Regions from separate parts of the Homo sapiens genome. Here region 2 is linked to region 1. Evidence: chromatin loops called from intact Hi-C (ENCODE). Cell type or tissue: endothelial cell of umbilical vein. All regions are shown on one strand.

What was found. A loop is a pair of places that touch in the nucleus more often than their neighbours do. Peaks named below come from ENCODE experiments on the same cell type or tissue, not always from the same donor. Only the 100,000 strongest peaks of a DNase experiment are listed, where the experiment ranks them.
Region 2: a loop joins it to region 1, with 2.2 times the contacts of the local background. A loop is called at or near these places in 2 of 110 quality-filtered maps.

The regions. Positions count from the first base shown.
Region 1 is chr2:134,303,736-134,311,735 of GRCh38, forward strand. All of the region lies in intron 2 of MGAT5 (alpha-1,6-mannosylglycoprotein 6-beta-N-acetylglucosaminyltransferase), which reads left to right. Among named protein-coding and RNA genes, the nearest start is that of MGAT5, 54 kb to the left of the region's middle. In endothelial cell of umbilical vein, no CTCF peak of the experiment used is centred here; DNase peaks (open chromatin) are centred at 3,786 and 7,156; H3K27ac peaks cover 4,479 bases.
Region 2 is chr2:134,133,171-134,141,170 of GRCh38, forward strand. It overlaps a transcript of MGAT5 not described here. Among named protein-coding and RNA genes, the nearest start is that of MIR3679, 10 kb to the left of the region's middle. RefSeq lists enhancers at 422-1,044, 1,045-1,666, 1,688-1,857. In endothelial cell of umbilical vein, no CTCF peak of the experiment used is centred here; a DNase peak (open chromatin) is centred at 4,251; H3K27ac peaks cover 1,801 bases.

The DNA of each region.
Region 1 (8,000 bases):
ATATACAGACTTTGGGGTTCTCCTCTTTGGGCTCCCTCTTTTTGGGAATATGCTACCTTAATTTTTCACTACTATGCAAAACTTCATTCTATGAAACCTCAAGCCAGTGAGACTGTAGCCTTTTGTTTGCTACCTTCCAGACTTGATAGTCCCCTCTGGGGCACAGCCATATAAATGTGAGTCTTATTCAGTGTAGTTTCCAGAAAGAATTTAAGGATCAAATCCCTTCTAGTTTCTGCTCACTTTCCCTCACTCTTTAGTGTCATATTGTAAGTGTTATCTGTGGGAAGATTGTTCCAATACAAGCTTCTCTGCTATTGCCAATGCATAGTTTCTCTGCTTTGTTTTTAAAGAATCCTAGGTTAACTGTTATGTGGATCTTACACAGGTAGTGTAGTTTAGCAGCGTGCTCTGGGCTGGGAAGCTGTCTGAATTATCTGTTACCACAGTGCTGCCTTCCCCCTGGTTTTGGTATGCATGCTAGCTCTTTTCTGTTAGGTACAATATACAATAACCACCATTTCTAGGTTGGCAAGGACCGTATGTATTTAACAGTTGCTCTCCTATCCGGATGCCATGGCTGGAGGGTAAGCAAGGGACTGCACTTTATTCTGGATACTGGGATGGTGAATGGGTTTTCAGGTAGTAATCCCACCACCTGAGGATCAGTGCCTTCTAAGAGCTAACTCAAAAACCAAATATTCATCTGGGAACAGACTACTTGCTGAAACGAACAAATTCCCAGGCAGTTGAAAACCTTTGTGTTTCCTACTGGGAATAACCTGCATTCACAAATTCATTAGCCTTTTATGTGGAGTTGATGAATAGCATTCCAGGATTATAAGAATACTTGTAACATCCCAGAATATGCACATTAGTCTCTTAACTTTACAAGCAGAGTATTGGTATCCAAATTTACATGGTCTTAACACAAAGCATGTTCTTTTCTACATGAAGGAATACCTGCTAAGGGCCGGGAGAAGTTCTAAGGAATTAAGTTGTAAGATAGCCTGATTTTTTGTTTTTTAACATGTCTTGCTATGTTGCCCAGGCTGGTCTCAACCTACTGGGCACAAGCAGTCTTCCTGCCTCAGCCTTCTCAGTAGGTGGGACTGTAGGCATGCACTACTGCACCTGGCACAATCTGGTTTTTAAGAGGCATCCTAGCCAAGGACATTACCTAGCAGGCTTGGCATGTATATTTTATGCCAATGGCTTGTAGGTTTCATATCACTCTGGATCAGTCACAGTAGACTTACAATTTAAATAGCTTTTAGCCTTTCTTCAAACCGTACCCAAGAATTTGTTGTGCTTGTGGGTGTTTGAAATATTCTGGCTTTCAGCTTCTTTTATACATTCTCTCTGTCCTACTTTCTCTAGGACCAAAACCTTATTATCAAGGTGTCATCTCAATTCTGCATTATCTTGCAATTTATTTTTCTGTTTAAAAAAGTAAGGTAAGAGACCACAACCAAGCAACCAAAACAAAATGAAAACCTCAGTTTATGCGAGACGGTGAAAACAAAAATTTTTCTTGATCTCCTGTTAAGAGAATAGTCGAAGCACTTCCGCCTTGCCTCTAGATGTCTGGCTGGCCAGATAGAATCCCTGTTTCTAACCAACAGCTATAAGACGCTTGTGACAAGTGATTCAGAAAGTGGGCATTGTGTGATATGAAGAGCACACACCTATTTTGGGCAATTTATACTATCTTAAAACAGCCCAAGGATATAGCTAGCCTTCTCTCAGTTATTGATTCCATATTTCTTTTCTTCTTCAGTTGCAAAAAGGAAATACAAATATACACACATAAACTACATGTATGGCTTTGCTTTTCATTTTTAACAAAATCCAAACTCAAGACACCTTTGACAGTTTGATAAGAACAGGCAGAAATCTATGAACTGTGCTTAACATGGAACCCTGTTTTAGAAGAAAAATCAAACCTCTCTTTGAGAGGTTGAAGTGAGATATGGGTGCTCTGTGTTGCAAGGGCATGTCACTGTTACAGTAAGTTATCTGTGTAACACCCTTTCCTTCTTCTAGTAAACTGCATGTGAGAAGAGGGGACTTGGCAAAAGCTTGGCACTATTTTGTTTATTGGAAAAGGAGAATCGTTATAAATATCACCTTAGGCCCCCAACTCGAGAATATAATACAGTTTTGCAAGTATCTTGAATTTTTAATGTCTCCCACCTATTTCTCAGTATATTTTCTTAAATCAAAATTGACAGCTGAGGTTGTCTCAGTATGTTAGCATTATATCTTATTCTTTTAAATGTATGTATAGAAACTTTTTTTTCTGGGAATATATCTGTATAACTTTTTGTTTGTTTTGATGTATAAAACTAGCATTCTCCTAGTTTATTTCCTATTAGGCCCATTTGTTGTAACTAAGTACATATATGATACCCACGTGGAATATTTCATATCCTTTACATCATTACTTAAAATACTAAGGAACATTTTGTTGCAGAAGAAATGATAGCAAAAATTAAATATAAACTTACAGAAAATGGTATTTACATAGAAATGAATACATGCAGAGTTTTGCATTAAAAAGCACTCTAATTATCCAAACTATATTACAAACTCAGTTTTGTCTTCCAGTCTCAAAGCTGCTAGAATATATATAGCATACACTGTTTTGCTATTATATTCATTGAAAAAGATCTAAAGCATTTTTGTCGTTGACTATACCTCATACCCCACCAAGCATTGTGACAAAATTAATTAGGGACGGACAAGACAGGCACAGAGAATATACAATAGGACGAGTATATTGTACAAATAGATTAAATGATCTAATGAGAGCTAGTGTGTGATGTTTCAGTGTGGTGCAGGCAATCTCTCCTTCTCATGGCTTTATCTTTTTCAAAATCCCATATTTTACTTCGGAAGTTTGTCCTGAGGGTGAATGAGGCTATAAATGAGTGCCAGGTACAGTACCTGGAGCCAGGGTGACTCAGATGTTAGAAGGCTTTGCTGACTCTGTTTTTTGAGTGAAGAAACTCCTGAAGGTTAAGTAACCTGCTCAGCTTATGTGATTAATAAAAGGCAGAGAGATAATCCCAGCTGAGATCTCTTACAAGACAAAGCCCCTGCCTTTTCCAGGGCATAGTCATGACATTTTCTACCTTTTTCATTGCTGAGGTTCAGTGTGGTCAAGGACTTTAAAAGACCGGGACATGCGGGTGCTACTCTCTGCTGATACATTTCAGTGTCAGTTCCAGGAGCAGGCCTCTTCCTAATGAGGAGGCATCTTGCATGGTGGCCAGATAGTATCTTACGAGAGGGTTGATCTACTGTTTGGAGATTTAGAGAACACAGATTTTTATAGCTTTGTAACTTTAGAGGCCGATGGGATGACGGCATTTTGGAATATGTTTAATTAATTTTCATTAATTTAATGAAAATGGATGTTAAAGAGACTATTTAAGAAAAGCATTAGAAGCTGCTGTTAATCAAAGAAGGGGGCTTGAGCATTCTTAATTTGTTCTGAAGACCTTGTGTCAGAAAAACACCCCTGACTTCCTTACTAATGAAAGACAGTTTTCAACTCCGGGGCCATTTACAATGTTAGATATAAACTCTATTCAACTGTAAAGATTTTATACAGTAATATCTTTTAAATTACACATGGTCACATTTTTATCCACAAAATGTGACTTTCATTCCCCTTTTCCTCTGGATGTCACCTTTTTTTCAAAATGTTGTTTCTCCACTCAAAGAACATTAGTTACTTCCCCTGGCCATTGTACTGAAACTCCGCAAGTGTTTTCAGTTGCCTTCCGGTTTCCTGCTGTGATAACAGTGATAAATTATGTTCTGAGGCTGGAATTCATGATTCTGTGGCAGGCCGTGTCAGCATACCTTTCCAACCGTATTTCTTACTACCCTACCCTGAGTCCCCTGCTTTAACCAAATTGTCCCGCTCTGCTCTCCTGTGCCCTCTCAGACAGAGATGATTGATTGGTTATGCCTACCCACTGTGGGTAGATTTGCTGTCCTGGTAAAACACTCTAATTGTTGAAACATAACATAAAATCCATTTTCCATCTCTGGCCGTTCCTTTTCCTCAGTGTTATTTCACCTTTTATTCTATTGATTCCCAGCTGTGGCTGCCTTTTAGAATCACTTGAGGTTGGGAGAGCATTAAAAAAGGGGGTAGCAGAACCACTGCCTGGGGCCACTCAAATAAGAATGCCTGGAGGGTGAGGCACATTCTTAAAAGGTCCCCAAGAAATGTTTAAATGTGCAGATAGGGCTAGGAATGGCTAACTTGTGACCTTAGCCAAGTTACTTAATCTGCCTGGGCCTCAGTGTCTTCTGTAGTAGAATGAAGGATAATAGTACTTATTATTGTGAGGCTCAATCGAGTAATCGGTGTACATAAGATACAGTGGTGTTACTAGTAGATGCTCAGTCTGTTGGCTACCATCATTATTACGCTGTTCTTCAGTGTACTCATCTTTCCTTTTCTCTCCTGTCTACTTCTACTTTAGAGCTCAACTCAAATCCCATTTTTCCAGTGGTTACTTAAGGTTTAAACTAAGTTGCTGCAACAAAGAGACCCAAAAATTCAGGGTTGAAATGAGACAGAGGATGGTTTCTCTTGTCACACGATAATCCAGTAGTGAGCAGTCCAGACCAATAGAATGGCTCTTCTCTGCACTGACATTCAGGGCTCCACATTCTTCCCATTTTGCTGGCTCATCGCATGTCCCATCTACTAGCCCATGGAAAGTGTATATGGCATTGGGCTGTTAATTGCCTTTTCTGGTGAGCAAGTTTTGGGTTCTAAGCATATTTAAGGCTCCCTCAAGGTGAATAATGTTTTGTGTTTCTCTTTGCTTCCCAGGAAGGTACTGAAATCATGACAAATGCTCTAATTTAGGTGCAGTATTTGTTGAATGAGTCAATGTCAGAACTTTTCTGGTTTTTGTAACAGCTTTATTGAGATAATTTACATACCACACATTTCACATATTTAAAGTGTTTGATTTGAGGCTTTTAGGGCCGAGTATGGTGGCTTATGCCTGTAATCCCAGCACTTTGGAAGGCTGAGATGGGAGGATGGCTTGAGCTCAAGAGTTTGAGACCAGCCTGGGCAACATAGCAAGACCTCATCTCTACAAAAAATGAAAATAATTAGTTCGATGTGGCTTTCAGTATATTCAGTTGTGCAACCACCACAATAGTCAGTGTTAGAATATTTTCATCACCTCAAAAAGAAACACCATATCACCTCTCCTCCCTTTCCTCAACCCTAAACAACCACGAATTCACTCTCTCTCTAGATTTGCCTATAGGTTCTGAACATTTCATGTAAATGGAATCTCATATGTGGCCTGTGTGACTGGTTGCTTTCATCTAGCATAATGTTTTCAAGGTTCATCTGTGAAGCATGGATTAGCACCTCATTCCTTTTAATGGCTGAATAATATTCCATTTTATGGATATACCATATTTGGTCTGTTAATTGGATGATGGGTGTTTGTATTGTTTCCAAATTTTGGCTGTTATGAATAAGGCTATTATGAATGTTTACATACAAATTTTTGTGTAGTTATGTTTTTATTCTTTCATAGTGTAAACCAAGGAGTAGAATTGTTGACTCAGATGATAAGTCTGTTTAACTTTTTAAGGACTGCTAGACTGTTTTCCAAAGCAGCTACACTATTTTATATTTCTACTAGTTGAGGGTTCTACTTTCTTTACATCCTTGGCAACACTTGTTATTGTCTGAATTTTTATTATAACTATTTTAGTTGATGTGAAGTCGTACCTCATTGTGCTCTTGATTTCCATTTCCCTGATGACTAATGATGATAAGCTCTGCCTACTTTTGTCAGTAGCAATTATTTAACCCCAGCTGTGTTCTTCCTATCATGTGTGTGCTCCTAGGTGTGTGAATAACCTTTTCCCTGGCTGACCATTTCTAGTAGCAGCACCGTGGGGCTTATCAGAATGGAGGGTTGGTGTATATATGATGTTGTGGCTGTGTGTATGTATAGCATTCTTATATAACTGTTTTTCATACTGAGAATCTCAGTCCTAGGTCCCCTTTTTAATACTAATTTACCAAAAAAAGGAAAAATCTTAATGCTGGCTTAACAGCTTAATTCGACAATTCTGCCATAAAATAGATTAAATAAATGACAGAGGGTATGACAAAAGGAGGTATGAAGAATCTGGAGTTATTTGGCTGAATTGTGATTTGAAATTTTATGACATTATCTTGGCAGTGTGTTTTCATAGTCATCACAACTTTATTCTTTTTATACATTAGTTCTATTCTTGAAAAGCTATACATAGAGAACCCATATATATACACTGAATTTGATTTTCTTGTTGAGTTCCATTATGTCCATAGTATTTGTACACAGGCAGTACTGTAGCTTCTGGTTTTTATACAGCAAGTCCATGAGGCCCTTGGAGGTGCTTCTTCAAGAGGGAATAAGAATTTGTTAATTGTGTTCACTCTTGAAATTTCCCATGCAGAACATGAAGATGATGATGTGCATTTCAACAGTGTTGTGGAAATAATCTTGACTCAGAAGGCAAATGCCTCGTTGAACATGCAGAGTGCTTTGCATATGGAAGGTGCTAGTGGATTTTGTTTAATCCATAAATGAGGAAGGCACTTCATCTCACTAGGCCTTACTGTTATGAATCAGGAAAACTAGAGGGTTGAATGGTGTGGTTTCAGAAGTCCCTTGCAGCTCTAAAATTATTTTATGCAATGATGATTCTATTTTCAACTTAGATTAAAAAACAAAACAAAAATGATATATAAACAAGTATTTTCAAAGATCCCAGTATACACCTCTGGGGGTCCATGAGTGAGTCTTGCCTGTTTCCCATGTCTTGACTTCTCAATTGCTTTGTTGGGGAGGGAACTTCCTATTGCTGTGGGGCCCTGGTTCTGGAATTCATGTACATGACTTAGTTACAGAAATCAAATTACTTTTTTTATGGTGCAAAAGTAAAGCATTCCTAAATGAATATTTGCCAAGCTGAGTGACTGGTGAGGTCATTTTCAATGGGAGACTATATTCCATCATGGCTGGCTTCAGTCTGATTTATTGCCATCCACTCCTGAAGCCAAGCCAGCTGATGGAGGTGCTGGCAAGAGCTGTGTCTCCAAGCCCATTGTGGAGATTGAGTCGGTTCCCAGCCATGGCTGAGCAGCCAGGCCAGTGGCACGCTCATTTGGCTGCACTTTGCAGGGGCCATCTGATAAGCATGGCCACATGTTCATATCAGGTGTGCCAAGAGAAATGCTACCTTGTCTGACACAAAATAGAATTGCTGGAGAACTTTATCTTTTGAGAGAAAATATCTTTAGAGTGTCATTGCCCTGAATGGAGCCCTTGCTCGTGAAGTTGATAATCTTAGGGTCGGCAAAACAACTGGGTAAGGAGATTGAATCAGTTTCCTGTAACTTCCTGGGGTCAACAGATACTCATGTTCTTTGAGGTTTCTGAGAGTTTTTATAAACCTACTTTTTCTTCTATTTTTTTCTTTCCTTTTTTTAACCTTTAAAATGGCAATGGCGATGGATTTAGATGCCCTTAATCTATCAGATGCCTGTCCAGAACTAGATAAAAAGTTAATGGACCTGTGTTCTACAGGTTGTTAAAAACAAGTGTCATCTCAAACAACACCTGTCATCTTTGCTATATAGAATTAGTGTATGGAAAAGTGAGCCTTAATAAAGGCTCACTTCCTAATATGGTCAGCCATTGCTCTGAAAGAACTGTCTTCTGTGTGAGCTCGCATGCAAACTCCTGTCTCTCTCTCTCTCTTGCATCCACTCTCCTCCATTCCACTTCCTCACTTTATCATCCTCGCCTAGGAACAGGTAGTTGAGATTCTTACACATGGTACCACCTTTAAGCATTGGCAGAAGTGAGATTAGCCCCTGACTTCCAGCCTCTTTGTTTTTGAGATTCTTTTTGTAACCATATTTCCAGATCTCCTTTGTTCAGCAGTGA
Region 2 (8,000 bases), 170 kb before region 1:
TTGCCACATTTCTGAATTAGGGTGGTATTATATCTGAGCAGAATAAAATTTAGAGACATTAAATCATGGACTTCTGTGGTTGAAAAGACTTTGGAATTTTTTTAAAACTCAGATTTAATTGGCTCCTTAAAGGCCAAATTTCTCCAATACCTTCATTTTTCCAAGCCTGTCAAGAAAGGACAACATTGTTATTTATGTTGCATGGCTCATGGGATTGATGAGAAAGAGCTGAGGCAGAAAAACTTCAGAGGGATCTGGATATGTCTTTGTAGAATCTGAAATGCCAGGTGAAGGATGGTCCCTGGCCCATTTATTTATTGTCAGTGAGAATGGAATCAAAATAAATGAGCTTAAACTACAGCATGAAGAGCTTAGGTAAAATCTGAGAAAAATCCCCCAAATAGGGTCCTTTTATTGACATTAGAATAGGTTATCCTGTAATCTTAATAGATTCATTGCACACATCAAGTCAATATGTAGAGAAACTGGGTTGCAGCAGAGAAAGGTTTAATCAAAGGGCCACCGAATGAGAGGGGAGGAAACCTCAAATCCATCTCTCTGAGGAGTTTGGGTTAGAGTTTTTAAGGGTTTTGGAAAGGGGCAGGCTTGGCGGTTGTTGATTGGTCGAAAAATGCAGGGTGAACATGGGACAGGGAGGTGAACCACCTGCATTCTCATGCTGATCCGTTCCTCTGTGGGGGTCTTCAAACTGGTTGTTGGCATTCAGGGTCTGAAAACATTTTAAGCCATCCTTTAAAAAAAAGACCTTATGATACTACTGTCAGAGATCCTGTCTATAGGAACAATGGGGATGCAAATCAATTCCTAAACTGTCTTAGGACCCCAATATCAGAAATCCTACTCATAGGAACAATGGGGATGCAAATGGCCACTATCTAGTGCTATGTGACTTTTAGCAACAGGGAAGCGGGCCAAGGTGCAGCCTGACTAGTGCTTCATTGTAACCATATTTCAGTCCAGAACCTGGCATGCAATTCTTATCAACCCTGTGGGGATGGTTTCACTCCTAAGCGTTTTTGATGTTAGCTGCTGCCCTTTGTTCAGATGGATGGCTGTCCTTCTAGGTGGTTGGATGCCTTTAATTAATAAAGATTCTTCTGGGTGCTAGCAACAGAAACCTGCCAGACCTTGCTTCAGTGGAAGGAGAGAACTCACATTAGGAACACAGGAATAGGGTCCAGGAGCCCCCTGCAGCCTGGGATCGAGGCTCTAGGAACCCCACAAATCCTTGTTGCTCTCCTTTCTGCTTCCATGTGTCTGGCTGCTTAATTCTCCTCCCTGCCTATTCTGCTTTTCCTGTCCCAAGGGCAGAACTCTGAGTAAGGGGATTTGTTACAGGGTGTAAGCCACACAATAAGGCTGATCTTTCTTTTGTAATGCCAGTTCTGGTTTTCCCTCAGTGCCCAGCTTGAGATCACCCAGGGGTGGGCAGGGCGTGGTACCTGGAGAGAGGACTCTGGTCTAGTCCCAGGCCCTACAATGTTATTGGGGGCATATCAGCAATTTGGGGGGGCAATTTTGATTGTCAGTGATTGAGGAGAGCTACTAGCATTTATTGGTTGGGGACCAGGGATGCTAAACATCTGTAATGGGTAGCACAGTTGTGTATCACAAAATGTTTCCTGTTACCCACTAGACAATCATGGACAAGCAAAATCTGAACCTAGACCTAACTTAGGTATAAGCAAATAATCGTTGCACATTTTAAGTAAACATCGACGTTTCCAGTTAATGAAGAAAGGTTGTGCTTTCTTTTGTTAGGAAATTTACCATTTTGGAAACTCATGTTACCTGTAGAATTAGCACATCACCTGTATCAGTCCATCTTTGTAGCTGACATGACACATTTTAAAAATTTCACATTAAAATGAAGGCATCTAATGGCTCCATTATGTCTTTTAGAGTGGTCTGGCCCAGCTAATTGCATATTGAAATACATTAGATTTGTCATAAATTACTTTCCTTTATTGTCTTTTCTGTCAATCTTAGGACATTAAATGTATATGTTTGAAATTGTGTTTAGGTAGGTTATCTGAGCATTTGGTTCAGATAGTAAAGAGAGTGTTATAAGTTCACTGTAAGCCCCAGGGGCTTTGGGACTGATAGGGTTTAGAACATTGCACTAGGGGAAATGAATTGTAAAGTAATGTTTTTTCTCTAGACTAATGATTCAGCTGAATTAATACTTTTAATGTGAAGCATTTTTAAAGAAAGCAAACCAGCCTGGTGCGGTGGCTCACACCTGTAATCCCAGCACTTTGGGAGGCAGAGGCGGGCGGATCACGAGGTCAAGAGATTGAGACCATCCTGGCCAACATGGTGAAACCCTGTCTCTACTAAAAATACAAAAATTAGCTGGGCATAGTGGTACGTGCCTGTAGTCCCAGCTACTTGGGAGGCAGAGGCAGGAGAATTGCTTGAACCCGGGAGATGGAGGTTGCAGTGAGCCGAGATCGCGCCACTGCACTCTAGCCTGGCAACAGAGTGAGACTCCATCTCAAAAAAAAAAAAAAAAAAAAAAAAGAAACCTTGGCCCACATGTGGGGTATAGCAGAAATAGAGATATTGGTCCCATAGTGCTCCTCCCCGAGCCACAGCCATGGGTGGTGGACTGTCCTTGTTGTACAACCTCCACCCTCCCATGCATACAGGTAGTTTTTGGCTCTTGCTGGGCCATGGCTCCCGTGTAGGTCTCTGCATTATTCTGGAAAAACTGCAGGAATGGAAGGTAAAATTAGGTTGTCACATGAGTTTCATAACTGCACAAGGTTTCAGGGAAACCTGTGAACTTGCATGGGAAAATATTACACTTTCATTTTCCCTAACTTCTAGCCAAAATTTGGCAATTCTTTCACTTTGGAAGGTTGGACATAAGTCACAGTAGTATTAGTGCTGTTTGTGACTTTGTCACCAATAGAAATCTAATATTTTCATGTCACATTAGAGATGATTAACAGGTGTGTTGAAATACCAGTATTCATCACCACTTTGAAATTACGGTGGTTGTTGCACCTGTTGCTAGATAGTATTATTTAATGTGTTAAGATACAAGCTGCAGGTATTGCCATTTACCAATTAAAAAAAAAATTGGGGGGCCAGACGCGGTGGCTCATGCCTGTAATACCAGCACTTTGGGAGGCCGAGGTGGGCGGACCACTTGAGGCCAGGAGTTTGAGACCAGCATGGCCAACATGGCAAAATCCTGTCTCTTACCAAAAATAAAAAATTAGCTGAGCGTGGTGGCGGGTGCCTGTAATCCCAGCTACTAGGGTGGCTGAGGCAGGAGAATCACTTGAATCCCAGAGGCAAAGGTTGCAGTGAGCTGAGATTGCACCACTGCACTCCAGCCTGGGCAACAGGGTGAGACTCTGTCTCAAAATACATGAATAAATAAAATAAATAAATAAATATAAAAAATATTTTGGTAACAGTATTTCAATATCATTGATTTCCTCTGCAGTCCTGTGTATTTTATTTTATGCATTAAAAAAGTCTTTCTGAGAAGGAGTCCATAGGCTGCCCCTAGTTTGCCAAGGGGTACAGTAGAATTGTGGTGTGTTCTAGACCCTGCACACCCACTGCTCCCCTTTCCCTCCTCTTCATCAAGAGTTGACCTCCTCCTGACTTGGGCTTTCTCCAAGGCTGTCAGGTGCGTTTGTAGAGTGGGTGTGGGCTTATCTCCAACTTTTTATCTTAGACCTGGTCAAAGAATTGAGCTCTATTCTTGGCTCACTGGTTTATCATATCCAGGGAGGCAAGTTTGTCAGAACGTTCCTCTAGCAAGGCCATATCTGTCACTACAAGGTATGTGATTCATTTAAAGCCAAATGTCCTAATTATCTGAATCCTAAACAGAAGTCTGATTTCAGCTTCAGTTTCAGTTTTTCAAGTGGAGAAAACCCACAGACATTCTGCAGGAAAATGCCCTAAATACACATTAACCCCCTGTTTTCCTCTTGGTATGCTTTAAGGTTATATCATCGACAACAGCACTCTAAGAAATAGGTCTCTGCCCAAGAAATATGTTGTGCACATGGTTGCCAGGGGTGTTTTCCTGTTGGCGTATGGCTTTGGACAGAGGGGCATCCCCTAGGAATTGGGGCTTGGCTTGGAGGTAGTCAGCGCCATAGGAATGCACTTCCTCTTGGCTTCCCGCTTGCCACTCAGTGAGTCCAGCCCAGAGGGTGCTCTGCCGCTGCTGTACCTGGATTTCTGAGAGTGGAGTCAGCCCTTTTCTGTTTCTGGAAACTTCTCTTGATAGGAAATGACTCTGTCCACAGAAGAGCTTATTGTACTGCACCTCGTCAGGCTGCAGACTTGAAGTCATTGCTGTGCTGCCATGGGCATCTCTTTCCACTTGTAGCTATATTTAGAGCATGAAAATGCTGAACATTTCCTTCCTGTTTCTTTAGAAGTCAGAGCGGGGAGGGATTTCTTGTATTCAACACAAATCCCTCGGATAACCATATGAAAAGATAATGGGAATAATAATTTTTCGTTCTTTGTTTAAAAAAATATTAACGCTGAAGCTTGGACTAGAATAGTCTCTATTTTTTTTTTCTGCTTCATTTTTCTATGTTATTGGTCAGTTTTATTATTGAGGCAGTTACATTACATTATATTCTTACTGTTTAAAGATAATGTATTTGTATTTAACAAGTTTATCAATGAAGGGATAGCATCTCGCCTTTCTTTTCTTTTTTTTTTTTGCAAATGGAAATAGCAAAGTTATGTTGCTTTCTGAGTCACTGATTGATATTACAGATTTGTGTTCAAGATTGTTGGCACAATTAGGCCTGTTTTTTTTTTTTTTGTTTTGAGACAGAGTCTTGCTCTCTTGCCCAGGCTAGAGGGCAGTGGCGCTGGTCACTGGTCACTGGTCTCAAACTCGTGGGATCAAGTGATCTTCCCACCTCAGCCTCCCAAAGTCCTGGGATTATAGAGGTGAGTCTGACCTAGGCCTAATTTTTAAAGTGAGATACCTAACATAATTTTATTAAGAAGCTGTTCTTCTATCATTGCCCTTTTTTTTTTGGCTTGAGAAAGCAAGAAATTCACCAAATTTACTCGCTAAGAGTTAGTGATTCAGTCTGTAGGATCTCTGACCACTCCCCTCCCCCACTCTGAACCACATTCACTCAGACTGTTTCATATTTTAATCCTACTTTGTGGAGAGCATAAATAAAGTCCAGAAGGTCTAAAGTGTAGGAGTTAAAGTACCCATGTGTGGTCCATCTTCTGGTCAGATGGATGACAGAATTAATTGTGCAGCTGCTGGACACGGATAGATCCCATTACCATTTTATAGACCATATCACAGTAGAAAGTGGAAAATATAGGTCCTGTCTTCAACTTGACAACCAAAAGGTGAGGACCTCACACATGCAGATGAATACTTTCTCTCTGAGAACAGACCTTTTGGGCATGGTAGCTGGTGTACTGGGAATACTGGGTCCTCCTGTTACCGTGTCTTGTGCACACTGTCTAATGTCATGCTTGGGATAACCATGTATATTAGCTTCCCTTATTTTCACCGGACAAACGTGAAACTTATGAGGGAAAGTGAAGTATGTTGTCTGGGGTGACTCACATAATAAGCAAGGTGGTCATATAATTTATCATCCAAATCAGGATGCTTTTGAGAGTGAAGAGGGGTGCTATTGATGATTATGCTGGGATAACAGGCATAAAAGGGGATATATGGTCCCCCTACTGATAAGGTACAGATTGGGGGTTAAATGCAGGTCTCTGATCTTAAATTGTGCCTACTTTCCATTACATGCTGTTAGATCAGGCCACTCTGTCTGCAAATGAATTGGTAAGGCACAGATGGAAGAACCTTCTGAAGATGAGTTCTGCTCTAAGAATACAGCCGAAGAGAAATTCTCTAAGGCTAGGCGAAAGGTTTTTTTGGCCAGAGAAATGTCTACTAGAGATCTTCTTTCATGTAAAAACATGGAAAGGGTTTTGTTGGAAAGACAGTTTCTTCCTTCATAAAAATGGTTTTCCATTGTTTGTTTAAAAGAATGGGTCTGCTTTAGCATTTATAAGAAAGACGGAGTAAGAGTCACAGAATCTCATATCCAGGGCAAACATCTTCATAGCCTGTGGCTGTTAAGATCCAGAATGGTAGATGAATTCTTTAATAGTAAGGTGTGTAGATACAAATTTACTACTCTTGTTTTTAGCACTCTGGCCGTGGCTGCTATCAATGAGGCAATTTTGTGTATGGTATAATCTTACTCTGAGATGTTAAGGTAAAAATCCCAGCCCTCAAATACACTGCTTTGCCACACTGGGGCTTGTGACAAGCCTTTGTACCTCTGTGAGCTTCAGACACAGGCATGCAAACACACCCAGCGGAGGCTCAGACATGAAGACAGATGAAGCGCAGGGTTCTTATAAATGATATTACAGCCCAGCCATGAAAAGGAATGAAAAACCTCGCACAGTATCGCAGGAATTATTTGTTCGCAGTGTCATGTTCTCTTGCAGCCTTCTAAGCCAGCTGAGGTGCAAAATCAAAAGTTTCATAACAGAGTGGTTCTGTAAATACCAAAGACTGTAAAACAGCCCTGCTAGATTACCACTTGTCATCAGGTAAGCAGTGCCAGAGGATGACATGCCATCCACAGGCCAGGCCACTGCTGGCAACCCAGAGCAAGCAGAGGGAGGGGTGCTGGTTATGCACTTGCTGGCCATTCGAGAACAGCTTTTAGTTGAGAGTTGTTATGTGGCCTTCCTTCTACACCCAGGTTTAGGGAGGACCTGCCTTCTGACTCTTGGAACACCTGTAAAAGCATGAATCCTAAAGTAGGTAAAGTGAAACTTGCTGGTGATGAAGAAAAAGTCCTTCCTCCATCAGGAGTGACCAGCAGGACCTGGAGAGGCACTTGGGGGCTCACGGCCTGCACCTGCCCCACTGGGTTGTGTGAGCCACTCCCTGAAGAGGACAATGATCTCTGGCTGTCTTTATGAATGGTCAGCTCTCCCCCTGGAAATAGGAGAACCACTGGCTACAAAACAGGGAGAAAAAGAAAAAAGAGAGGCATGAGAAGGCAAAGCCAACAGAGAAGGAGGCGGCCTGGGTGTGGGAGCTGTGGCCGTTCCACCGTGGGAAAGGAGAGATGGGACGATGTGGAGCAGCTGTGCTGCTGTGGGCGCCACAAGTCTGCTTAGAATGGGGGACAAGGCACTGGCTGGCAAGTCAGGAGATCTGGGGACTGACGCTTTCCCTGCCACTTTGTGAGCCTCTGTGTCTTCCACAAAAGTGGGCGAGTTGGGTCAGATGTTATCCAGCGTGACTGCCAGCTCTAAAAGTCTTTAATGCCGAGCCAATGAGCCATTCTTGTAGGGCTTACCAGTGTGACTCAGTAAACATTTGATGAGTACTTTATATCAGAAACAGGGCACAAAGGTTAATATAACACCTGTGCCCACATCCAGGGTGGGGCCATGTCATAAGCAGTCCCATTGCTCCAATAATCGGAGAATAGCTAACTTGTACCAGGCAGTGTTCTGGATACTTTCCATTGATTTATCTATTCATGAAATACATTAGCAAAATGAATTAGCAGGAAAAAAAAGTGCTAGCTGGGCACTACTGTTCTGATTAGAGAGAGGAGGAAACTAAGGCACGGAGAGGTTAAGTAATTTGCCCCAGGTTTCGTAGCTAACAAGTGAAGGAGCCAGAATTTCAACCTAGGGAACCTAGCTCCAGAACCCACACTGTGTGGCTGCTGTGGAGGTGCTATGGTTTGAATATTCCCTCCTAAACAAATGTTGTGATTTAACTGCCATTGTAGCAGAATGAAGAAGTGAGGCCTTTAAAAACGGGAAGATCATGAGGGCACTGCCCTGATGAAGAGATAATGCTGTTATCCAGGGAATGGGTTAGTTATTGAGAGAGTTATCTAGGGTTCCTGATAGAAAGGATGTGTTCAGCCCACTTCCCTCTCGGTCTCACATGCTTTTCTACC